Linked DNA regions of Homo sapiens: region 1 is linked to region 2. A link is an interaction called in ENCODE POLR2A ChIA-PET data of the cell type or tissue named here. Cell type or tissue: HepG2. All regions are shown on one strand. Links, peaks and the distances in the headings refer to the core of each region. The heading gives the core; the rest is flanking DNA.

The links. Peaks named below come from ENCODE experiments on the same cell type or tissue, not always from the same donor. Only the 100,000 strongest peaks of a DNase experiment are listed, where the experiment ranks them.
Region 1: POLR2A ChIA-PET joins it to region 2 with 5 read pairs; 2 of 35 experiments call an interaction of 5 or more read pairs at or near these places.

Annotation. Positions count from the first base shown.
Region 1 is chr19:17,248,563-17,257,663 of GRCh38, forward strand. It overlaps USHBP1 (USH1 protein network component harmonin binding protein 1), which reads right to left. Exons shown (of 13, transcript NM_031941.4): 9 at 7,909-8,158; 10 at 6,823-7,044; 11 at 3,349-3,455; 12 at 3,020-3,142; 13 at 609-1,852. The coding sequence ends at 1,663. Among named protein-coding and RNA genes, the nearest start is that of NR2F6, 7.2 kb to the left of the region's middle. RefSeq lists enhancers at 1-189, 190-1,138. In HepG2, for the core only: no CTCF peak of the experiment used is centred there; a DNase peak (open chromatin) is centred at 6,819.
Region 2 is chr19:16,267,063-16,283,594 of GRCh38, forward strand. It overlaps KLF2-DT (KLF2 divergent transcript), which reads right to left. Exons shown (of 2, transcript NR_186323.1): 2 at 16,297-16,532. Among named protein-coding and RNA genes, the nearest start is that of KLF2-DT, 49 kb to the right of the region's middle. RefSeq lists a silencer at 7,412-7,612. In HepG2, for the core only: no CTCF peak of the experiment used is centred there; no DNase peak of the experiment used is centred there; H3K27me3 peaks cover 574 bases.

The DNA.
Region 1 (9,101 bases), core at 4,102-9,101, 980 kb after region 2:
ACACACCTGCACAGGTGAGGCCTGGAGCACCTGCCCCCAAGGCTGGGAATGAAAGTCTTTCTAATCCCTGTCTCGGGTTTCAGCTGCCACCCTGAAGGGGGACAGCTGGCCACTAATCCAAGCTTGGCTGGGTCGTTCCAAGCTCCCCTTTCCCAGACTCAGCCAGTCCTGGTGTGGAGGGGCAGGGAGATGTGACTTATGCAAATGACATGCTAATTCATTGCCTGCTATTAACCTGACACGTCCCACAGCTCCTGGGCCCCCAGGAGAAAGCTGGAACTGGCCACCATTGGCATTCATTCTGAGTTTCTCTTGAAGTACAACGCCCCCTGAGTCCCAGACTATTACCTTTGCTATGCCTGTCCCCCACCCAGAAACCCTTTACCTTATTTTATTTATTTATTTTTGAGACAGACTCTCCTATTTTGCCTAGGCTGGTCTTAAACCCCTGGGCTCAAGCAGTCCTCCTCCCTCGGCCTCCTGAGATACTGGGATTACAGGCAAGCTCGACCACATGGAGTCCAGAAACCCTTGACCTTAGCTTTGAGTTAGTAGCAACTCGTCATCCACACCCTGAATCTGAACCATTCCAGCTTCAGTCTCCCTCCTTTTTGTTTTGTTTTGTGTTTTATTTATTTATTTAGAGACAGAGTTTTGCTCTTATTGCCCGGGCACGATCTTGTTGTTGGCGCGATCTCGGTTCACTGCAACCCCCGCCTCTCAGGTTCAAGCAATTATCCTGCCTCAGTCTCCCGAGTAGCCGGGATTACAGGCATGTGCCACAACACCCAGCCAATTTTTGTATTTTTAGTAGAGACGGGGGTTTCACCATGTTGGCCAAGCTGGTCTCAAGCTCCTGACCTCAGGTGATCCTCCCCGCCTCAGCCTCCCAAAGTGCTGGGATTACAGGCATGAGTCACCACGCCTGGCCTGTTTTTTTTTTTGAGACAAGGTCTTACTCTGTGACCCAGACTGGAGTGCAGTGGCGTGATCTCAGCTCACTGCAACCTCCACTTCCCAAGCTCAAGTTACCCTCCCACTTTAGCCTCCTAAATATCTTTATAGGCACATGCCACCACGCCTGGCTAATTTTTGTATTTTTTTGTAGAAATGGGGTTTTGCCATGTTGCCCAGGCTGGTCTTGAACTCCTGGGCTCAAGTGATCTACCCACCTTGGCCTCCCAAAATGCTGGGATTACAGATGTGCACCACTGAGCCCGGCCCCCTTCAGGAAAATCTGCCAGCCAAACCCAGCATCTCCCTGGGAAGGGGCTGCCAGGAGAAGCTCTGTCCAGTCCCCATGAATCCCTCCCTGGGCTTCGGGAGACAGGCCAGTTGGAACTTCAGCTGTGGCTATGCAACCTCACGGACCCCCGAAATGCGTCAGTCCCAGGGACCTGGTCCCATAGCCCAGGTTGCTTCTGGCCTGACCCCACTGATATGAAGTTCACATTCCACTTGGTGCCAGGCCAAAGACACCTGAGTCTTTCTTCATTGCCTGGCCACACCCCATCAGGCCCTGGACACCCATGTGCACCAGCTTCCCTCACGCCAAATGTGCCCCAACATGCCAAATCATGCAACATGACATGATGTCACTCCAGGACAGTTTATGACATGCCACAGCTGTCTGGCATGTCCAGACATGGCTGGGTAAGGGGCCTACAGAAAGGTGTCCCCAAGCTGGGGAGGCGGGAGGGGAGGCCTGGGCTTCCCCAGGGCCCTTGCAGTGGCTTCGAGCACCGCCACCTCCTCGGCCTGCTGAGCCTCCATGAGTGCCATCTGCTGCTCCAACTTCCGGCGTTGCTCTTCCTGCTTCCGGTGGGCTCCTCGGAAGGCCAGGACCAGGGCGCTGGAAGGGGTGGGTGGCTGGGTCAGGAAACAGCCCCCGAGTCCACCCAAGGCAAGGGCCGTGTACTCCCACTCCCAGAATGGGGGCTCTTTCACATTGGGTCTCCAAGGGTCCCAGCTAGCTGGTCTTTTGTTGTTGTTGTTGTTGTTGTTTGAGACAGAATTTCGCGCTTGTCACCCAGGCTGGAGTGCAATGGTAAGATCTCCCCTCACTACAACCTCTGCCTCGAGGGTTCAAGTGATTCTCCTGCCTTAGCCTCCCAAGTAGCTGGGATTACAGGCGCCCACCACCACGCCCAGCTAATTTTTTTGTATTTTTTAATAGAGACAGGGTTTGACCATGTTGCCCAGACTGGTCTTGAACTCCTGACCTCAGGTGATCCGCCTGCCTCAGCCTCCCAAAGTGCTGGGATTACAGGCGTGAGCCACCATGCCCAGCCTGTTTTTTCTTGTTGTTGTTTTTTGAGATGGGGTTTCGCTCTTGTTGCCCAGGCTGGAGTGCAATGGCACAATCTCGGCTCACTGCAACCTCTGCCTCCCGGGTTCAAGCGATTCTCCTGCCTCAGCCTACCGAGTAGCTGGGATCACAGGCATGCGCCACCACGCCTGGCTAATTTTGTATTTTTAGTAGAGATGGGGTTTCTCCATGTTGGTCAGGCTGGTCTCGAACTCCCGACCTCAGGTGATCTGCCCACCTTGGCCTCCCAAAGTGCTGGGATTTCAGGCGTGAGCCACTGCGCCTGGCCCAGCCTGTTGTTTTTTTTTTTTTTTTTTTAGACAGAGTCTTGCTCTGTCACCCAAGCTGGAGTGCAGTGGTGTGATCTCTGCTCACCACAACCTCCACCTCCTGGGTTTAAGCAATTCTCCTGTCTCTCAAGTAGCTGGAATTACAGGCACGTGCAAAGACGCCTAGCTAATTTTTGTATTTTTAGTAGAGATGGGGTTTCACCACGTTGGCCAGGCTGGTCTCAAACTCCTGACCTCAAGTGATCTGCTGGCCTCAGCCTCCCAACATGCTGGGATTACAGGTGTGAGCCACCACACCTGACCGTTACTGCCTATCTTGGGGCAGTGGGGAATGCTAAGGCCCAGAGACAGCCAGGGATACTTCTGATATCCTGGTGGGGGATGGTGCCAGGGGGATTGGGGGGATGCAGAACAGTCCTACCTGTGGGCTTTGCATAAATCCCTGTTCAGCTCGGCACTCTGAGACCGTCTGGCTCGCCCCTTCTGAGCCACCTGTTCCAGCTCCCTGCGCAGAGACTGCAGCTGCTCCTGCAGGTCCAGTGTCCTGTTGCGAAGGAGAAGAGAGGGGGCTCACAGCCCCAGCCGATCCTGTTTCCCAGGTCTCCTCCTACCCACCTGCCCACAGTATTGTCATGTAAACACACCTGTACACCGGGGTACACCTTAGCTTCTACTGCAGACGACACCCCCGGGGGCTCTCACATAGGCTGCCTGCCCACCCCCCGCACAGCCCAGGACCCAGGCACACACCTGGTGAGCGATGCTGCCAGTTCCTGGGCTAACTTCTCTGGGTCCCAGGCTCTGCCCACCTGGCCACCATCAATGCCACTGGTGCCACCAGGGACAGCAGGAAGGCCCTAAGGGAGGCAGAAGACAAGAAAGTGACATTAACCTAGGCCAAGTCCGTGCTTGGCCCACACTGGACATTGGAGCTGCCCAGACAGTGGCAGCTGCTGTGCTCTCAGAGACCCACATCTGGTTCGATATACCAATAAGAGCAAAATTATACTCTGATAAGGGAAATATCCTATTTAATTAAAAAAAATTTTTTTTGAGACAGAGTCTCACTCTGCCACCCAGGCTGGAGTACAGTGGCACGATCTTGGCTGACAGCAACCTCCGCCTCCCAGGTTCAAGCGATTCTCCTGCCTCAGCCTCCCAAGTAGTTGGGATTACAGACACATGCCACCAGACCCGGCTACTTTTCGTATTTTTAGTAGAGACGGAGTTTCACCATGTTGGCCAGGCTGGTCTCGAACCTCATCTCTAAAAATAAAATTTAGGGGCCAGGTGTGGTAGCTCATGCCTGTAATCCCAGCACTTTGGGAGGCCAAGACGGGTGGATCACTTGAGGTCAGGCGTTCAAGACCAGCCTGGTCAACATGGTGAAACCCTGTCTCTACTAAAAATATAAAAATTAGTCTGGCATGGTGGCAGACCCCTGTAATTCCAGCTACTTGGGAGGCTAAGGCAGGAGAATCGCTTGAACTTGGGAGGCGGAGGTTGCAGTGAGCCAAGATCATGCCACTGCACTCCAGCCTGGGCAACAGAGTAAGATACGGTCTCAAAAAAAAAAATTAGCCAGGCATGGTGGCGGGCACCTGGAGTCCCAACTAACTGGGCGGCTGAGGCAGGAGAATCACTTGAAGCTGGGAGGCAGAGGTTGGAGTAAGCTGGGATCGCAGCACTGCACTCTAGCCTGAGCAACACAGTGAGACTCTGTCTCAAAAAAAAAAACAACAAAAAAACAAAAACAAAAACTAGAGATCCACTGGAAGTCCTTCCTCCTGTCTAATCCTTGTTTGAAATAATAATAATTTTTTTTTTGAGAAGAGTCTCGCTCTGTCGCCCAGGCTAGAGTGCACTGGCGTGATCTCAGCTCACTGCCAGCTCTGCCTCCCGGGTTCACGCCATTCTCCTGCCTCAGCCTCCCGAGTAGCTGGGACTACAGGCGCCCGCCACCATCCCCAGCTAATTTTTTGTATTTTTAGTAGAGACAGGGTTTCACCGTGTTAGCGAGGATGGTCTCGATCTCCTGACCTCGTGATCCGCCCAACTCGGCCTCCCAAAGTGCTAAGATTACAGGCTGGGATTACAGGCATGAGCCATCGTGCCCGGACAGTAATAATTTTTTTTTCTTTTTTTTTTTTTGAGACGGAGTCTCGTCGCCCAGGCTGGAGTGCAGTGGCGCAATCTCGGCTCACTGCAACCTCCACCCCTCCAGGTTTAAGCAATTCTCTGTCTCAGCCTCTGGAGTAGCTGGGATTACAGGCACGTGCCACCATGCCCAGCTAATTTTTTTGTATTTTTAGTAGAGACAGGGTTTCACCATGTTGGCCAGGCTGGTCTTGAACTCCTGACCTCATGATCCACCCGCCTCGGCCTCCCAAAGTGCTGGGATTACAGGTGTGAGCCACCGTGCCTGGCCAATAATAATTTTTTAAAAATTAGGCTGGACGTGGTGGCTCACGTCTGTAATCCCAGCACTTTGGGAGGCCGAGACGGGCGGATCAGCCTGAGGTCAGGAGTTTGAGAGCAGCCTGGCCAACATGGTGAAACCCTGTCACTACTAAAAATACAAAAATTAGCTGGGTGTGGTGGTGCACGCCTGTAATTCCAGCTACTCGGGAAGCCAAAGCAGGAGAATCGCTTGAACCTGGGACGCAGAGATTGCAGTGAGCCAAGATCGCACCACTGCACTCCAGCCTGGGTGACAGAGCAAGATCCGTTTCCCAAAAAAAAAAAAAAAGAAAAAAAAAATTAAAGGCCAGGCGCTGTGGCTCATGGCTGTAATCCCAGTACTTTGGGAGGCTGAGGTGGGCAGATCACCTGAGGTCAGGAGTTCTACACCAGCCTGGCCAACATGGTGAAACCCCATCTCTACTAAAAAATACAAAAATTGGCCAGGCACGGTGGCTCACGCCTGTAATCCCAGCACTTTGGGAGGCTGAGGCAGGTGGATCACAAGGTCAGGAGATCGAGACCATCTTGGCTAACACAATGAAACCCCGTCTCTACTAAAAAAATACAAAAAAAATTAGCCGGGTGTGGTGGCGGGCGCCTGTAGTCCCAGCTACTCGGCAGGCGGAGGCAGGAGAATGGCGTGAACCCGGGAGGCGGAGCTTGCAGTGAGCCGAGATTGCACCACTGCACTCCAGCCTGGGCTACAGAGCGACACTCTGCCTCAAAAAAAATAAAAAATAATAATAAATAAGCCGGGTGCAGTGGCTCAAGCCTGTAATCCCAACACTTTGGGAGGCTGAGGCGGGCGCATCACCTGAGGTTCAGAGTTCGAGACCAGCCTTAGTAACATGGGGAAACCTCATCTACACTAAAAATACAAAAATTAGCCGGGCGTGGTGGCGCGTGCCTGTAGTCCCAGCTACTCAGGAGGCTGAGGCAGGAGAATCACTTGAACCCAGGAGGTGGAGGTTGTGGTAAGCCAAGATCGGGCCATTGCACTCCAGCCTGGGCAACAAGAGCAAAACTCTGTCTCAAAAAAAAAAAAAAGAGATGAGGTCTCGCTGTGTGGCCCAGGCTGGAGTGAAATGACATAATCGTGGCTCGCTGAAGCCTCCAACTCCGGGTTCAAGTGATCCTCCCACCTCAGCCACCCGAGTAGCTGGGACCACTGTGATAAGGGAAATAAATAACAGGAAACCGCATCTGAAGTCACTCCAGGAGGGCTTCCTTGAGGAGGTGATGTCTAAGCTGAGATCTACAGGAGGTCGAGGACTTTATGACACAAAGAGGGAAGTGACCGGTGTTCCTGGCAGGGACACAGAATATACAAAGGCTTGGAGGTAGGAGAGATGATTTAAAGAGCTGCATTAAGGACAGGTGCGGCGACTCATGCCTGTAATCTCAGCACTTTGGGAGGTGGAGGCAGGCGAAACATTTGAGGCCAGGAGTTCGAGAGCAGCCTGGCTAACATGGTGAACTGCAACTCTACAAAACTGCATCTCTACAAAACATACAAAAAATAGCTAGATGTGGTGGTGCGTGTCTGTAATCCCAGCTACTCAGGAGGCTGAGACAGGAGAATCTCTTGAACCTGGGAGGCGGAGGTTGTGGTGAGCCGAGATTGCAACATTGCATTCCAGCCTGGGCAACAAGAGCCAAACTCCGTCTCAAAAAAAACAAAAAAAAAAAGGCTGTGATTGACAAGGGCTATGTTCTCATTAGTAAGCTACTCCCCTACCAGGTTCAGGCAGGGCAGCTCACCTGATACCACTCTTCCTCGTCCCCGCTGCTGCCACCTCCGCTGCTATGTCCGCCACTGCTGTTTGCCCCACCAGCCTGGAGCTCTGCCCGTTCCCACCGCAGCTGCTCCAGCAGGAGCACGTGAGCTGGACCCAGGGCTCGGAGGGCAGCCTCCCGCAGCTCTAGGCCCCGCTTCTCACGCCGCACCAGCTGCAGCCGAAGCATCAGGTCCGCCAGGGCCTCCTGTGGGACCAAGGAGAGGGGAGAGAATTTATGCTTCTACGGTCAACTGCAGGGAAACTGAGGCCCCAAGAGGCACCCACTGAGGACTATTCAGACAAAAACTGTGACTTTTGGCCAGGCGCAGTGGCTCATGCCTGTAATCCCAGCACTTTGGGAGGCCAAAGTGGGTGGATTACCTGAGGTCAGGAGTTCGAGACGAGCCTGGCCAACATGGTGAAAACCCGTCTCCATTAAAAATACAAAAATTAGCCAGGTGTGGTGGTGCACACCCGTAATCCCAGCTACTTGGGAGGCTGAGGCAGGAGAATCACTTGAACCCGGCAGTGGGGCAGAGGCTGCAGTGAGCCAAGATAGCGCCACAGCACTCCAGCCTGGGTGAGAGCAAGACTCCGTCTCAAAAAACAAACAAACAAACAAACAAACTAGGACCTTCACCATTCACCATGTTCTTGTGAGGTGGAAATATCTTCCTCCCATAAAAGCTACAGCTGTAGAAATGGCATTTCCTAGAGGGGCAAGTAGCTTACATAGGTCAAGTATTAGTTCTGTCAAAGCTTCTGGAGTTTCTCTAACTCCAGAACCTCAAGTTTTTCATGCCAAGCTACAAACCCAAGATTGTGTTCTTTGCTCCCATCTCTTCCCATAGGAAGGGCATTTTGGAGAGCCAGATTTGTAGTCTAATGAGAAACTGAACCCCAGAAAACAAACTCCTATTAATCCCTCAAAACCCCAGCTCCAATTCTCCCTTCACAATGCCTGCACTCAGCCCAGCAGAATTCTCCTTTGCTCCTTGGTCCCCCGACCTCAGTAAAGGATTTTGTCCCACCAAGAAAGACTGACACAGTGGCCACAGCCCATTTGTACCCTTGCGGCCACCAGGTCCTGCTGAATTTGTGTCTTCTCCAGTCGGGGAAGAGCTGGGCCAGCCTGGGTCCCCAGAATGGCCTGCACCATGGCTTCTGCACGGGGCACAGTGGGCATGGGTGCCAAGGTGGGGCCAGGCTCTGAGAGAATCTTCATTAGAGAACGGCGCTCCTGGAGACGCTGGACATAGCTTCGGAGCTGGAAAGCCACTTCCTGTGGGGTGGGCTTATCCACACTGCTGCCTTCAGGGCTATAGAAAACAGAAAAGGTGCCTATGTCAACACTGGCAGGCATAGGTGGGTTAAGTTCATGCCAATCCTGGTAGGGTCCATCACCTTCCATCTCACTGGCCACGATGGAATCTATGCCATCTTTGGTGGTCCCTGTCACACCAACATACCCCACTAGGCACCACCTTCCATCAAGACCACATGGTGGCCAGGTGCGGTGATGCATGCCTGTAACCCCAGCACTTTGGGAGGCTGAGGTGGGAGGATTGCTTGAAGCCAGAAGTTTGAGACCAGCATAGGCAACAGAGTGAGAATCCGTCTTTTTTTTTTTTTTTTTTGAGACGCAGTCTTGCTCTGTCGCCCAGGCTGGAGTGCAGTGGCATAACCTCGGCTCACTGCAAGCTCCACCTCTCGGGTTCACGCCATTCTCCTGTCTCAGCCTCCCAAGAAGGTAGGACTACAGGCGCTTGCCACCACGCCCGGCTAATTTTTTTTTTTTTTTTTGGATTTTTAGTAGAGACGAGGTTTCACCGTGTTAGCCAGGATGGTCTCGATCTCCTGACCTTGTGATCTGCCCACCTCGGCCTCCCAAAGTGCTGGGATTACAGGCGTGAGCCACCGCGCCTGGCCGAGAATCCGTCTTCATAAAAAATTAGCTGCGGCCGGGCGCAGTGCCTAACGCCTGTAATCCCAGCACTTTGGGAGGCCGAGGCAAGTGGATCACCTGAGGTCAGGAGTTCGAGACCAGCCTGACCAATATGGAGAAACCCCGTCTCTACTAAAAATTCAAAATTAGCCGGGTGTGGTAGTGGGAGCCTGTAATCCCAGCTACTCGGGAGGCTGAGGCAGGAGAATCCCTTGAACCCGGGAGGCAGAGGTTGCAGTGAGCCGAGATCGGACCATTGGACTCTAGCCTGGGCGACAAAAGTGAAACTCTGTCTCAAAAAAAAAAAAAAAAAAAAA
Region 2 (16,532 bases), core at 5,084-10,083:
TTTGGAGATAAGAACCTTGTGACAGGCTGGGGGCAGGGGCTCATGCCTATAATCCCAGCACTTTGGGAGGCTGAGGTGGGAGGATCGCTTGAGTCCAGAAGTTCAAGACCAGCCTGGCCAACATGGCGAAACCCCATCTCTACAAAGAAAAAAAAAAAATTAGCCAGGCAGGGTGCGTGCCTATAGTCTCAGCTACTTGGGAGGCTGAGGTGGGAGAATTGTTTGCACTTGACCTTGAGAGGTGGAGGTTACAGTGAGCCAGGATCACACCACTGCACTCCAGCCTGGGTGACAGAGCCAGACCCTGTCTCAAAAAAGTAAAAAAAAAAAAAAAAAAAAAAGAGCTTCTGGCAAAGTCAGGTTAATTAATGAGCTGGGGCTTATCTGAAGAGCAATAGGGATTTGGCAGGGTTTAAGCTGGGGAGTGGGGAGGTTAAGAGCCAGGGTGAAGTTTGAATCCTGGTTCTACTCCCAGCTTCAGTTTTCTCATCTGTGAAATGGGGATGGTGTGAGGATTCAGTGACACCATTCAGGAGGGGACGCTGGGGAGAAGCCACAAGCAGGTTGGATGGGAGGAGGAGGGCCTGGCAATGCCAGGGAATGCGTAGAGCCAGAAAGCTGATTAGTAGTTGCTTAAGGCTGGGGGCTGGGATGGGAACAGGATGGAGGTTGATAGCTAAAGGGGAAGGGGTTTCCTTTTGAGGTGATTAAAATGTTCTCAAACAGGCCGGGCACGGTGGCTCACACCTGTAATCCCAGCACTTTGGGAGGCCGAGGCAGGTGGATCACTTGAGGCCAGGAGTTCGAGACCAGCCTGGCCAACATGGCTAAACCATGTCTCTACTAAAATTACAAAAATTAGCTGGACATGGTGGCACATGCCTGTAATCCCAGCTACTTGGGAGGCTGAGGCAGGAGGATTGCTTGAACCTGGGAGGCAGAGGCTGCAGTGGGCCAAGATTGCACCAATGCACTCCAGCCTGGGCGACAGAGAGAGACACCATGCCAAAAATAAATAAATAAATAAATAATAAAATAAAATGTTCCCAAATGGAGTGGTGATGGTTGCAGAACTCTGTGAATACCCTAAAACCCATTGAATTGGAATCTTTGTTATTATTATTATTATTATTATTTTGAGACAGGGTCTCACTTTGTCACCCAGGCTGTAGTGCAGTGGTGCAATCTCAGTTCACCGCAGTCTCAACCTTCCAGGCTCAAGCAATCCTCCCACCTCAGCCTCCTGAGTAGCTGGGACTACAGGGGTGCACCACCATGTCTGGCTAATTTTCTTGCTTGCTTGCTTGCTTGCTTTTTTTTTTTTTTTTTTATAGAGATGGGGTCTCACTGTGTTGCCCAGGCTGGTCTTGAACTCCTGGCCTCAAGGGATCCTCCCGCCTCAACCTCCCAAAGTGCTGGGATTACAGGCATGAGCCACCACGCCCGGCTGAGCTGGACACTTTAAATGAGTGAATTGTGTGGTCGATGCATTATATCTCAACAAAACTGTTAAAAAACAAAACAGACAAAAGAAGATCAAGAAGGCCTTTTTCACTTTAGCACCGGGAAACCCAGGAGGCAGCTCTGAACCTCTGGATAGAAGGCATTTTGGGCAGCGGCTGAAGGAGGTAGGTACTGAGCTCCTTGTCACCTAAGCCATGACCAGGTGAGCTCCTGCTGGGAGCCGCAACCACCCAGCTGCTCCTCCGCTTCTCCCAGCAGGAAAGGTGCCAGGGGCTGCCCCTCAGATGTGGCAACAGGAGCTGGGCCCCCCACCCGCCCACACTGGGGTTTCTGCGCCTTTGCTACCTGTCTACCTGCTAAGCCACTTCCTCCGCCCACCCACCAGCCCGTCTGCCTGGCGCCTGGCTTCCCCGGCTCCCTCGTCCGCCTTGCCTGCATCCCCCTACCCACCTGGCTTCCTCGTGAGCTGCCCATGTAGGCAGGACTGGGAGAGGACCCTCCTCCAAAAGCCAGGATCGGAGCCCAGCTTAGCCATTGACTCTCTGGAGCTCCTTCAAGAAGTGAGCCTTAGTTTATCCGCCTGAGCAATGGGACTAAAAATATCAACCTCGCAGGATGGCTGCGAGGCTCAGGGCCTTTGCACTGTCCATCCCCCCCCCCTGCTGGGGGCACCTTCTAGAATCTTCCTGGAGGTTGCCACTGGCCTCTCTCTCCTCCTGGGAAAAACCCTCCCTGACTCCCCCAGCTAAATGCACCAATGGGCCCTCTTTTCCCCTCGCCTCAATTCATTTTTTGCCCTGGAACCTCAGTACCTAGAGCTTTATTTATTTGTTTATTATTTTTATTTTTATTATTATTTTTTGAGACAGTCTTACTCTGTTGCCCAGGCTGAAATGCAGTGGCGTGATCTCGGCTCACTGCAATCTCTGCCTCCCGGGTTCAAGTGATTCTCCTGCCTCAGGAGAATCCCAAGTGGCTGGGATTACAGGCGCCCGCCACCACGCCCAGCTAATTCTTGTATTTTTAGTAGAGACGAGGTTTCACCATGTTGGCTAGCCTGGTCTTGAACTCCTGACCTCAGGTGATCCACATGCCTCGGCCTCCCAAAGTCCTGGGATTACAGGCGTGAGCCACCATGTCCAGCCAATAAGCAGTCCCAGAGCTCTATTGATGACTGTTTGCCAGTCTACTGCTTGCATCTAACCTGAGAGCTACATGAGGACAGAGACTGTGCCTGTCTCAGGGGCACAGGAGTGGCTCAGGGACTGTTTTGTTTTGTTTTGTTTTGTTTTGAGACAGAGTTTCGCTCTTATTGCCCAGGCTGGAGTGCAATGGCGTAACTCGGCTCACTGCCACCTCCCTGTCTAAGGTTCAAGCGATTCTGCTGCCTCAGCCTCCCGAGTAGCTGGGATTATAGGCACCCACCACCACGCCCAGCTAATTTTGTATATTTAGTAGAGACGGGGTTTCTCCATGTTGGTCAGGCTGTTCTCGAACTCCCGACCTCAGGTGATCTGCCCGCCTTGGCCTCCCAAAGTGCTGGGATTACAGGCGTGAGCCACTGCACCCAGCTGGGACAATTTGTTCAATAGTGAGCAAAGTGTGTCTGGGGAATTGTGTGCCAGGTTCAGAGGGAGAGCTGGGAGCAGCAGCACACACCTGTAGTCCCAGCTACTCGGGAGGCCAAGGCAAGAAGATCGCTTGAGGCTGAGAGTTTGAATCCAGCCTGGGCAGCATAGGGAGACCTCATCTCTTTTTTTTTTTTTTTTTTTTTTTTTTTTTGAGACAGAGTCCTGCTCTGTCCCCCAAGCTGGAGTGCACAATCTCAGCTCACTGCAACCTCCACCTCTCAGGTTCAAGCGATTCTCCTGCCTCAGCCTCCCAAGTAGCTGGGATTGCAGGCATACGCTACCATGCCTGGGCAATTTTTGTATTTTTAGTAGAGACGGGGTTTCACCATGTTGGTCAGGCTGGTCTCGAACTCCTGACCTCAAATTATCCACCCACCTCAGCCTCCCAAAGTGCTGGGATTACAGGAGTGAGCCACCGCGCCCAGCCAAGACCACATCTCTTAAAAAACAAAGGCCTAGGCCAGGTGCAGTGGTGCATGCCTGCAATCCCAGCACTTTGGGAGGCCCAGGCAGGAGGATCGCTTGAGTTCTGGAGTTCCAGACCAGCCTGTGCAACATGGCAAAAACCCCTCTCTACAAAAAATACAAAAATTAGCTGGACGTGGTGGTGTGTGCCTATAGTCCCAGCTACTCAGTAGGCTGAGGCAGGAGGATCACTTGAGCCTGAGAGCTTGAATCTGGCCTGGGCAGCAGAGTGAGACCCCATCTCTTAAAAAAAGAAAAAAAAGGCCTGGTGCAGTGGTACAAGATCACATCTGTAATCTCACCACTTTAGAAGGCCAGGAGCTTGAGACCAGCTTGGGCAACATAGAAAGACCTCGTCTCTACAAAACATAAAAAGAAATTAGCCAGGCGTGGTGGCGCGTGCCTGTAGTCCCAGCTACTTGGGAGGCTGAGATGTGAGGATCGTTTGAGCCTAGGAAGTTGAGGCTGCAGTGAGCCGTGATTGGGCTGCTGCACTCCAACCCAGGCAGTGTAGAGATCCTATCTCAAAACAAAACAAAAACAAAAAAGGAAAGATTGCATGTGGTCTTATAGCAAAGCTGACAAGAAAACGTTCAGGAAGAGAAGGAAAATTTCTTGTGAGCTTTCAAAATACACCCTGAAACCTCAAATAAATTCTCTGCTTGGGGAGAGATCTAGACACCTCCCACTTTCCTTTCTTTTTTTTTTTTTTTTTTTTTGAGATGGAGTCTCACCCAGTCTCACTCCAGTCGTGCCCAGTCTCACTCCAGTCTCACCCAGGCTGGAGTACTGGAGACTGGAGTGTAGTGGTGCGATCTCGGCTCACCACAACCTCCACCTCACTGGTTCAAGCGATTCTCCTGCCTCAGCCTCCCCAGTAGCTAGGACTACAGGCGCATACCGCCATGCTGGGCTAATTTTTGTATTTTTAGTAGAGACAGGGTTTCACTATGTTGGTCAGGCTTGTCTCGAACTCCTGACCTTGTGATCTGCCCGCCTTGGCCTCCCAAAGTGCTGGGATTACAGGTGTGAGCCACCGTGCCCGGCTATTTTTTTTTTTTTTTTGAGACAACGTCTCGCTCTGTCACCCGGGCTGGATTGCAGTGGCACGATCTCGGCTCACTGCAACTTCCACCTCCGGGTTCAAGCGATTCTTGTGTCTCAGCCTCCTGAGTAGCTGGGATTATAGGTAGCTGCCACCACGTCTGGCTGATTTTTTTATTTTTAGTAGAGACAGGGTTTCGTCATGCTGGCCAGGCTGGTCTCGAACTCCTGACCTCAGGTGATCTGCCCACCTCAGCCTCTCAAACTGCTGGGATGACAGGCGTGAACCACCATGCTGGCCCTTCATTCCTTTTTAAGGCTGAATAATATTCCCTTGCACGGATGGGCCATGTTTTGCTGGTCCATTCACCCTTTAATAGACATCTGCATTGCTCCCACTTTTTGGCTATTGTGAATAATGCTGCTATGAATATTCATGTCCAGGGATTTATTTGAACACCTGTTTCCACTCTTCTGGGGATATACCTAGGAGTGGAATTGCTGGGCCATATTTATGGCAATTCTGTGTTTAACTTTTTTTTTTTTTTGAGACAAGGTCTCACTCTATTGCCCAGGCTGAAGTGCAGTGGCTCAATCACAGCTCACCATGGCCTCAACCTCCTGGGTTCAGCTGATCCTACTCCCTCAGCCTCCCAAGTAGCTGGGAATACAGGTGCATCACCTCGCCTGGCTAATTTTTTTATGCTTTTCATAGAGACAGGGTTTCACCATGTTGCCCATGCTGGTCTCGAACTCCTAAGCTCAAGCAATCCTCCTGCCTCAACCTCCTGAAGTGCTAGGATTACAGGTGTGAGCCACTGCACCCAGCCTGTGTTTAACTTTTTGAGGACCTACCAGGCTTCAACGACAGCATCATTTGACATTCCCACCAGCAATGGCTCAGTAGTTTTGAACCCTTATGGCTTTCAACTAACTAGGACCCAAGTTCAAATCTTGGCTTAACCACTGTGACCACTGGATCCTTTTCTTTCCCATCATGCATCTTGCTTTTCCTGGTAGCAACACCCAATTCTGCCTCTAGGAACCCACCTGTCTCAGCATGGCCAGCGGGGCTATCAATCCTAGAGGTTCACACTCAATGGGCTGGGGGCAAATTTGGGGAACCAAGAGGTGACTCCCCTACCTAGGAAAATTCACAAGAACAAGGCAGGTCTAATTGAGATTCACATAGGGGGAGGAGAGAGAAGGCGGCCTTGGCAGCTGCTAGGGCCTCCTGAGCCAGCAAGATTTTAAATATGTTTTTGCACAAAAATAGACGGATAGACCTTCAAACAAGAAGAAAAAAGAACCTGTGTTTAGAGCTGCGAGCTGAGTGTTTAGGCAGCTGACAGCATTTAGCCTGGAACGAACTATCCAATGCAAGTGTGTGGTTAGGGTCGTGTTCAAAAATACGGCTTCGAAGCAGCAAACCCGGGGCTGGGCCACTCGCCCTGTAATTCTTTTTCCAAATAAAAGGCAGAACTATTCCTGGCTCGGCTTGGGGACTTCTGCGGCTGCCGGGGCTCCAAGGAGGCCAGCCTGGAATGTCAAGCATGGCTCTCGCCCCGCCAGGCTCAGGCCTATGCTGCTTGGGAGCCTGTCATTGTATGACTTTTTAATTAAAACGTGATTCCCACAGGGCCCTGTCCGAGCCCAGGACTCCTTCACAGGAGGCCCCTGGGCTTGTGGCAAAGCGCTGGGACTTGTGATGTTTGGTAGCATGAGCCAATTTGGAGCTATTTGTGGAGTGGATTTAAAAAAAACAACAACAAACCAAACAAACATCACTTGATGTTTGCCAAATATAGCATTTTGCATTTCTATAAGCAAAGCCCTAATTTTTTTTTTTTTTTTGAGACGGAGTCTCTCTATTGTCACCCAGGCTGGAGTGCAACGGCGCAATCTCAGCTCACTGCAACCTCCGCCTCCCAAGTTCAAGCGATTCTCCTGCCCCAGCCTCCCAAGTAGCTGGGATTACAGGCGCCCACCACCACTCCTGGCTAATTTTTTGTATTTTTAGTAGAGACAGGGTTTCACCATGTTGGTCGGGCTGGTCTCGAACTCCTGACCTCAGGTGATCCACCCGCCTCGGCCTTCCAAAGTGCTGAGATTACAGGCACTGTGGGCCACCATGCCCAGCCTGATTTTTTTTTTTTTTTAAGAGACAGAGGGAGAGCTCTGTTGCTTAGGCTGGAGTACAGTGGCACGATCATGGCTCACCACAGCCTCCAACTCCTGGGCTTGAGTGATCCTCCTACCTCAGCCTCCTAAGTAGCTGGGACTACAGGCATGCACCACCACATTTGGCTAATTTTATTTTTTATTTTTTGTCGAGATGGGGGTCTTGCTGTGTTTGCCCAGGCTGGTCTCCAACTCCTGACCTCAAGGCATCCTCCTGCCTCAGCCTCCCAAAGTGCTAGGATTACAGGCGTGAGCCACCGCACCCAGCCTAAAGCCTTGATTTTTAAAAAGTAATGTACTTGGCCAGGCGCGGTGGCTCACGCCTGTAATCCCAGCAGTTTGTGAGGCAGAGGTGGGTGGATCACGAGGTCAAGAAGTCAAGACCATCCTTGCCAACAGGGTGAAACCCCACCTCTACTAAAAATACAAAAATCAGCCGGGCGTGGTGGCGCTCGCCTGTAGTCCCAGCTACTCAGGAGGCTGAGGCAGGAGAATCGCTTGAACCTGGGAGGCAGAGGTTGCAGTGAGCCAAGATTTTGCCACTGCACTCCAGCCTGGAGACAGAGTGAGACTCTGTCCCAAAAACAAACAAAAAAAGTAATGTACTTAATCAGATATAGAAAGGAAAGAAGCACTGATCCATTCTACAAGGAGGATGAGCTCGAAAACATAACGCCAAATGAGAGAAGCCAGACACCAAGGCCGCGTAGTGTGAGATTCCATTGATATGAAATGCCCAGAACAGGCAAATCCACAGAGACAGAAAGAGGAAGAAGAGGAAGCATGGTTGCCACCGGCTGTGGGGGAGTGGGGAGTGATTGCTGATGGGGACAAGGCCTGCTTTTGGCAGGGATGAAAGTATTTTGGAATTAGATAGAGGTGGTGGTTACACAATATTCTGAGTGTACTAAATACCTCTGAATTACTCACTTTATTTATTTTTGTTTTTATTTTTATTTTATTTTTTGGGACAGAGTCTTGCTCTTGTCGCCTAGGCTGGAGTGCAATGATGCAGTCTCGGCTCACTGCAACCTCTGCCTCCCAGGTTCAAGTGATTCTCCTGCCTCAGCCTCCCGAGTAGCTGAGATTACAGGCACCCGCCACCACACCCGGCTAATTTTTTGTATTTTTAGTAGAGACAGGGTTTCACCACATTGGCCAGGCTGGTCTCGAACTCCTGACCTCAGGTGATCTGCCTGCCTCGGGGCAGATTCTAAAGTGCTGGGATTACAGGCGTGAGCCACTGTGCACAGCCTGCTGACTTTAAAATGGGTAATTTTATATTGTATGAATTTCTTAAAAAAAAAAAAAGCCAGGCACGGTGGCTCATGACTGTCATCCCAGCACTTTGGGAGGCCGAGGTGGGAGGATCACAAGGTCAGGAGTTTGAGACCAGCCTGGCCAACATGATGAAACCCCGTCTCTACTAAAAATGCAAAAATTAGCCGGGCATCGTGGCAGGTGCCTGTAGTCCCAGCTACTCGGGAGGCTGAGGCAGAAGAATCGCTTGAACCTGGGAGGCAGAGGTTGCAGTAAGCCGAGATTGTACCACTGCACTCCAGCCTGGGCAACAGAGCGATACTCCATCTCAAAAAAAAAGAAAAGAAAACAAAACAAAACAAAAACGGCATGTAACTTGGGGAGTGGTAAGAACAGAGGCTCTGGGTCTAAATCCTCCCTGGCCTGCCAGTGACCAGCTGGTGGGCTTAAAGCAACAATTTAGCATTCTCAGATCTGAATCTGCCATCTGTAGGCAGAATGGGGATACTGAGGCTGGGCCTCAGGAAGACCACCGCCATCTGCCACCCAGCTCACTATAGTCAAATTTCCCCAGCTTCCCCAGTAACAACCTTTATGGCCACTTTTTCCTTTTTCACTTAGGATCCGATCCAGACTCACACATTGCCCCTGGGGCTTCTGTTTCGTTCACTACCTTTCATCAGGAACCATGCTGCAGTCTTTCCCAGCCTTTCACGACATGGACATTTTGGTGGAGTTGAAGTCAGTTGTTTTGTGGAACATATCCCAGGGTGCTGGCCTGATGGTTCCCTGTGACCAGGTAGAGGGTGTGAATTTGGGGCAGGATCCACAGAAGCAATAGTGGATCTTCCCTGGTGCGTCGTATCGGGAGGCACCTGACATTGGCTTGTCCAGTTACTGGGGATGTTAACTGTAGTCTTATTTTTTTCTTTTTCTTTTTCTTTCTTTCTTTCTTTCTTTCTTTCTTTTTTTTTTTTTTTTTTTTTTTTTGAGATGGAGTCTCATTCTGTCACCCAGGCTGGAGTGCAGTGGCACAATCTGGGCTCACTGCAAACTCCACCTCCTGGGTTCAAGTGATTCTCCTGCCTCAGTCTCCCGAGTAGCTGGGATTACAGCTGCCTGCCACCACGCCTGGCTAATTTTTTTATTTTTAGTAGAGACGGGGTTTCACCATGTTGGCCAGGCTGGTCTTAAGCTCCTGACCACCCACCTCAGCCTCCCAAAGTGCTGGGATTACAGGCAGGAGCCACCATGCCCAGTCTCTCTCTCTCTCTCTCTCTTTTTTTTTTTAGAGACAGTCTTGCTGTGTCACCCAGGATGGAGTGCAGTGACACAAACATAGCTCACCTTAGTCTCCAGGTCCTGGGCTCAAGTGATCCTTCTGCCTCAGCCTCCCAAGTAGCTGAACTACAGGTGTGCACCACCATGCCCTGCTAATTTAAAAAATATGTATTTCTTTGTAAAGAAAGGGGGTCTCACTGTGTTGCCCAGTTTGGTCTCAAACTCCTAGCCTCAAGAAATCCTCCTGCCTCGGCCCCTCAAAGTGCTGGGATTACGGGTGTGAGCCACTGCGCCCGGCCAAATGTGCTCTTATGATTCAGGCGATGGGATTATATGTCTTAAAATCTTCCCAGAGCAGGGACCCCAATGTGCAGGAGGAGCTAGAAATGACTCCCTTAAATCTCTTATCTGCAGAGCCCCGCTGGCCCCAGCCTCCATTCTGTCTCAGGGCTCCCTCACTGCCATGTCTTTTCCTTTTTTCTTTCAAAAAAACATCTGCAAGTAAGCCCAATGTCTGATCGGGCCAGGTGACACGGAGCCAGCAGGGCCAGGGATGGCTTAGACCCTTTTCTGAGCCAGAAGAGGGGACCATGTGAGGGCAGATGAGATGCATTCCCAGAGACTTCCTGGAGGAGATGGCCTCTGAGCCACATCCTAGAAATGAGCTGCACCTTAGTGCCATTTCAAGGGTTCTGGGGCTCCCGGAGAAGTCTCCAGGGGCCTTTTTCTGTCTCACCCAGTAGGACAGCCCAGGGGTTCACTGGTCCCCTGTCAGGGGCTCATCTGGACTTTCGCCATCAGATGTTAGTGGCAGTTTCCCCATGCGGTGGGGAAGCACATTCATGCCCCCATCATCAGGGAACAGACCACTCTGCCTTCTTTGAAGTTTACGATCTACAGGCAACTGGATTTGAATCTCTGATTTTATCCCTGCCTCTCTGGAGGCTGAACCACAGGCCTCTGTGTTCAGTCCCTGCCTGGGAGCTATTTTGGGATCTCAGGTCTGTAATTTTTGCTGCTCGGGGAAAGCCTTGGCAGGAATATGGGGGGCAGAGAACGGAGGGACAGATGGCTGGCTTCCCTCACCAAGCCTCAGTTTACCCATCTGCTAACGGGGGTGAGTAATTCACACCTCACGGGAGGGCGGTGAAAAATCTGTTCAATGCTGGGTATGAAATGACATCCTGGAGACAGCCTCCATCAGGGTTTCTTTGTTTCTCTGTTTTGAAACAGGGTCTCACTTTGTCACCCAGGCTGGAGTGCAGTGGTGCTGATTCATGGCTCACTGAAGCCTCCATCTCCCGGGCTCAAGTGATCCTCCCACCTCAGCGTCCCAAGTAGCTGGGAACACAGGTTCATGCTGCCACACCTGGCTAATTTGTTTTTTATTTCATTTCATTTCATTTTATTTTTTTGAGACAGAGTCTTTGCTCTGTCGCCCAGGCTGGAGTGCAGTGGCATGATCTCTGCTCACTGCAACCTCCGCCTCCCGGGCTCAAGCAATTATCCTGCCTCAGCCTCCCTAGTGGCTGGGATTACAGGCGCCTGCCACCACGCCTGGCTAATTTTTGTATTCTTAGTAGAGACGGGGTTTCACCGTGTTGGCCAGGCTGGTCTCAAACTCTTGACCTCGTGATCTGCCCACCTCGGCCTCCCAAAGTGCTGGGATTACAGGCGTGAGCCATCATGCCCAGCCCACCTGGCTAATTTATTTTTAATATTTTCATAGAGACAGGGTCTCAATATGTTGCCCAGGCTGGTCTCCAACTCCTTGGTTAAAGCAGTCCTCCCAACTCGGCCTGCCAAAGTGGTGAGATGGCAGGAGTGAGCTTCTGCACCTGGGCACACTCAGGGTTTTGTCTATTCTTGTGTGGAGGGGGATGTCTGCTCCTTTTTTTTTTTTTTTATGGAGGCTCGCTCTGTCGCCCAGGCTGGAGTGCAGTGGCACAATCTTGGCTCACTGCAAGCTCTGCCTCCCGGGTTCATGCCACTCTCCTGCCTCAGCCTCTCGAGTAGCTGGGACTACAGGCGCCCGCCACTATGCATGGCTAATTTTTTGTATTCTTTAGTAGAGTCGAGGTTTCACCATGTTAGCCAGGATGGTCTTGATCTCCTGACCTCGTGATCCACCCGCCTCGGCCTCCCAAAGTGCTGGGATTACAGGCGTGAGCCACCGCGCCCAGCCTTTATTTTTTACTTTTTTTAATTACTATTTTTTTTGAGATGGAGTTTCACTCTATCACTCAGGCTGGAGTGCAACGGCGCAATCTTGGCTCACTGCAACCTCTACCTACTTCCCGGGTTCAAGTGATTCTCCTGCCTCAGCCTCCTGAGTAGCTGGGACTACATGTGCGCACCACTATGCCCAGCTAATTTTGTTTGTGTGTGTGTGTGTGTGTGTGTGTGTGTGTTTAGTAGACACGGGGTTTCACCATGTTAGCCAGGATGGTCTTGATCTCCTGACCTCATGATTGCCTGCCTCGGCCTCCCAAAGTGCTGGGATTACAGGCGTGAACCACCACATCCAGGTAATTTTTGTATTTTCAGTAGAGACAGGGTTTCACCATGTTGGCCAGGTTGGCCTTGAACTCCTAACCTCAGGTGATCCGCCCACCTTGGCCTCCCAAAGTACTGGGATTACAGGCACCCAAAGTGCTGCACCCGGCCTCTGCTCCCTCCTCTACCTCCCATCAAAAATAGGCAAGTGAGATTGGTCAACTGGGGGGTAATTTTAACTGCTGACACCAGGCAATGTCTGGAGACATTTTTGGTTGTTGTAGAAAATCTGGGGAGGGGATGTTACTGGCATCTGGTGGGTGGAGGCCAGGGATGCTGCTCTGCAGCCTACTGGGCGCAGGATGGCCCCACAAAGAGAATAATCCAGCCCCGAATGTCAGTGGTGCTGAGGATAGGAAGTTACAGCACCCAATACTGTATTTCCCATGTATCCAGATGACTCATGGTTGGTGACTTTGTAATTTGATTTGATGTGATTTGTATATGAGTCAATGTTACACGCTGCTACTGTTTGAATGTTTGTCCACTCCAAAAGTCAAGGAGGGCTGGGCACGGTGACTCATGCCTGTAATCCCAGCACTTTGGGAGGCCGAGGCAGGCAAATCATCTGAGCTCAGGAGTTTGAGATCAGCCTGGGCAACATGGTGAGATCCCCATCTCTACTAAAAAACACAAAAAATTAGCCGGGCATGGTAGCGTGTGCCTATAATCCCAGCTACTCAGGAGGCTGAGGCAGGAGAATCACTTGAACCCGGGAGGCAGAAATTGCAGTGAGCCAGGCTCATGCCACGGCACTCGAGCCTGGGGAACGGAGAGAGACTCTGCCTCAAAAAAAAAAGAAAAAAAAATGCTGGGCACGATGGCTCATGCCTGTAATCCCAGCACTTTGGGAGGCCAAGGTGGACAGAACACCAGGTCAGGAGATCGAGACCAGCCTGGCCAATGTGGTGAAATCCCGTCTCTACTAAAAATACAAAAATTAGCTGGGTGTGGTGGCAGGTGCCTGTAATCCTAGCTACTCAGAGGATGAGGCAGGAAAATCGCTTGAACCCAGGAGACGGAGGTTGTAGTGAGCCGAGATCGCGCCACTGCACTCCAGCCTGGCGACAGAGCGAGACTCCATCAGAAAGAAAGAAAGAGAGAAAGAAAGAGAAAGAAAGAGAGAAAGAAAGAAAGAGAAAGACAGAGAGAAAGAAAGAAAAAGAAAGAGAAAGAAAGAAAGAGAAAGAAGGGAAGGAAGAAAGAAAAGAGAGACTTAATCCTCAATGTGGCAGCATTGAGAAGTGAGACCTTTAAAATCATGATTAGATTAGATTATGATTAGATTATGTTATGACTGGGGCCAGGCTCGGTGGCTCATGCCTGTAATCCCAGCACTTTGGGAAGCCAAAGCGAGTGGATCCCTTGAGCCCAGGAGTTCAAGACCAGCCTGGGCAACATAGTGAGACTCTGTCTCTGAAAAAAAAAAATTAAGAAAGAAAGAGTTGAAAGAAGAAGAAAGATCTGAGATAGCAAGTTAGCATGCCCAGACTCCTCTCCAGAAAGTCCCCACCAGGAGGAAGACTCTCACCAGAACTGTCCCTTGACCTTGGACTTCCCTGCTTCCAGAAATTAACAAATACATTTTGTTTCTTTACAAATCACCCATCTTCAAGGCCAGGCACTGTGGCTCATGCCTGTAATCCCAGCACTTTGGGAAGTGGAGACGGATGGATCACTTGAGGTCAGGAGATCGAAACCAGCCTGACCAACGTAGTGAAACCCTGTCTCTACTAAAAATACAAAATTAGCTGGACGTGGTGGCGCATGCCTGTAATCCCAGCTACTCTGGAGGCTGAGGCAAGAGAATGGCTTGAACCGGGGAGACGGAGGTTGCAGTAAGCTGAGATTGCACTATTGCACTCCAGCCTGGGCAACAAGAGCAAAACTCCGTCTCAAAAAATAAAATTATTAATATTAATTAAATTAATTAATTTATTAAATATTAAGCTGCTTTTATAAAAACAAGGTGAGTACTGCCCTGGTTCTCACAATGTCTGGGATATTTTTGGTTGTCATGGATGGGTGCAGTGGGGAGGGAGGCATGTATCCCTACTGACATGTGGCTCAGAAATCTTGAACTAAGAGAAGCATCTTCCAAGGGTGGCCTCTCTGCAGTTGTGACATCTGAGCTGGGATCTGAACGTGCCACCCCGAGTAAAGTTTGCAGGCCCAGCGTGGGGGTTCAGTGGACACACACATGTGAGTCCAGAAAGACCCAGTGGGTCTGAGGAACAGTGACAATAGGCCCCTGGGCTGGGGCCGAGGGAAAGGAGTGACAGAAGGTGATGTCCCAGAGGCCATATCCTGAGGCCTCTCCCTCGATCCCGTGATGTTTCAGAAGGTCCCTCTGGCTGACGGGTGGAGAATGAGCTGTTGGGCCAGGGGAGAAAGTAGATGGCTCGGGTTGATTCCCCGGGCAAGATGAAGGTGGCTCGGCAGAGTTGGAGGGGGCTGGTGAAACGAGGAGGAATTGCAGGCTGGGCAAAGTGTTCCTGCAAAGAGCGGGCTTTGCAAGCCATAAGGTCTGTGTTGCAACCACTGAACTCTGCCTTTGTGTCCCCAAAGCAGCCTTAAGATGAGATGTGACAAATGGGCACAGGCATGTGCCATTAACTTTATTTATGGACACCAAAATTTGAATTTCCTAGAGCTTTCACATGTCACAAAATATTTTTCTTTTAATATTCTCCCAAATTTTATAAAATGTAAAAAGGCCAGCCCAGGCAACATAGGGAGACCCCATCTCTATGAAAAGAAAAAGAATTAGGCAGTCATGGTGGTGCACACCTGTGGTCCCAGCTACTCGGGAGGCTGAGGCAGGAGGGTGGCTTGGGCCCAGGAGGTTGAGGCTGTAGTGAACTATGATTGTGCCACTGCACTCCAGCCTAGATGACAAAGAGAGACGCCATCTATTTTTTTAAATGGTTAAAATGGTCAATTTTCTGTTATGTGTATACATATATATATGTGTGTGTGTGTTTGTGTGTGTATCTGTGTATATATGTGTGTGTGTATGTGTGTGTGTATGTGTGTGTGTGTGTGTGTATGTGTGTGTGTGTATATATATACTTTTTTTTTTGAGTCTGAGTCTTTGTCACCCAGGCTGGAGTGCAGTGGCGCAATCTCAGCTCACTGCAACTCTGCCTCCCGGCTTCAAGTGATACTACTGCCTCAACCTCCCGAGTAGCTGGGATTACAGACACCTGCCACCACACCCAGCTAATTTTTGTATTTTTAGTAGAAACAGAGTTTCATCGTGTTGTCCAGGCTGGTCTTGAACTCCTGGCCTCAAATGATCCGCTCGTCTCAGCCTCCCAAAGTGCTGGAATTGCAGGTGTGAGCCACTGTGCCCTGTCTGTTATGTATATTTTATCACAGTTTTAAAAGATAAATAAAACATTCCGAGCTTGAAAGCCGAAACACAGGTGGTGGGCTAGATGGGACCTTGGGGTCATCATCTGCTAATCACAGAGCAACCCAAACAGGTTGGCACTTGGACCAAAAGTGTGTGAGACCCAGACCGAGGGCCGGGTGGAACCCAGAATCACAGGGGATTTGCTAATAAGGCAAATCTGGGTGAGGACGCACCTGCTCCAGGAAGGGAGGTGGGGTTGCTCTAGCGACGATGAGCCTGGGGTCTAGGTGGCAGCAGCAGGCCAAGTGCCAGGCGCCCCAGGGATGGGGAAGGATTGATTGAATAAATGTTTAAAGGAACGAATGAGTGGATGCACAGGTGGATGGGGAGGGGTTGTGCTGTAACCACCATGAAACAAACTCCACACTTTGATGAGCCACGTGGAGAGGGAGTGGGCAGAAAGAAGAAACTGGAAGTTGGGCCGGGTGCGGTGGCTTATGCCTGTAATCCCAGCACTTTGGGAGGCCGAGGCAGGTGGATCACCTGAGGTCAGGAGTTCCAGATCAGCCTGGCCAACATGGTGAAACCCTGTCTGTACTAAAAATAGGAAAATTAGTTGGGCATGGTGGCACATGGTGCAGGGCTGAGGCAGGAGGATCGCTTGAACCCCAGAGGTCAAGGCTGCAGTGAGCCGAGATCGTGCCATTGCACTGCAGCCTAGGCAAGAAGAGTGAAACTCTGTCTCAAAAAAAAAAAAAAAGAAAGAAAAGAAAAAAGAAATTAAAAAAAAAAAGAAAATATTACCTAGAGTAAAAGAAACCAGACATAAAAGGCCACATATTGTACAATCCTATCTATGTGAGATGCCCACAGAGGCAAATCCATAGGGCCAGAAAACAGATTGGTGTTTGCCAGGGACTGGGGGTGGAGAAATGGGAAGTGACTGGTAATGGGGACAGGGTATCCCTTTAAGGTGATGAAAATATTCTGGAACTAAGTAGAGGTGGCGGTTGCACAACACTGCATGTATAAAATGCCACTACTTTAAAAATGGTTAATTTCATGTGAATTGCACTTTAATAAAAATAAACAAGTATTTAAAAATCCACCAATGCAAACACTTCTCTGTTCCTCTGTGGTGGAGGAAGGGACACGCGCTTTTTTTTCCGACCTTAGGAAGGAACAAGGGAGCCGGGGTCCCCTCCCAGCCTGGGAGCCCTGGGCACAGTCCCGGCTCATTTGTCAGAGCTATCGGAGCCGTCCTCGGGCTGGTGGGAGTTCAGGGCTCTGAA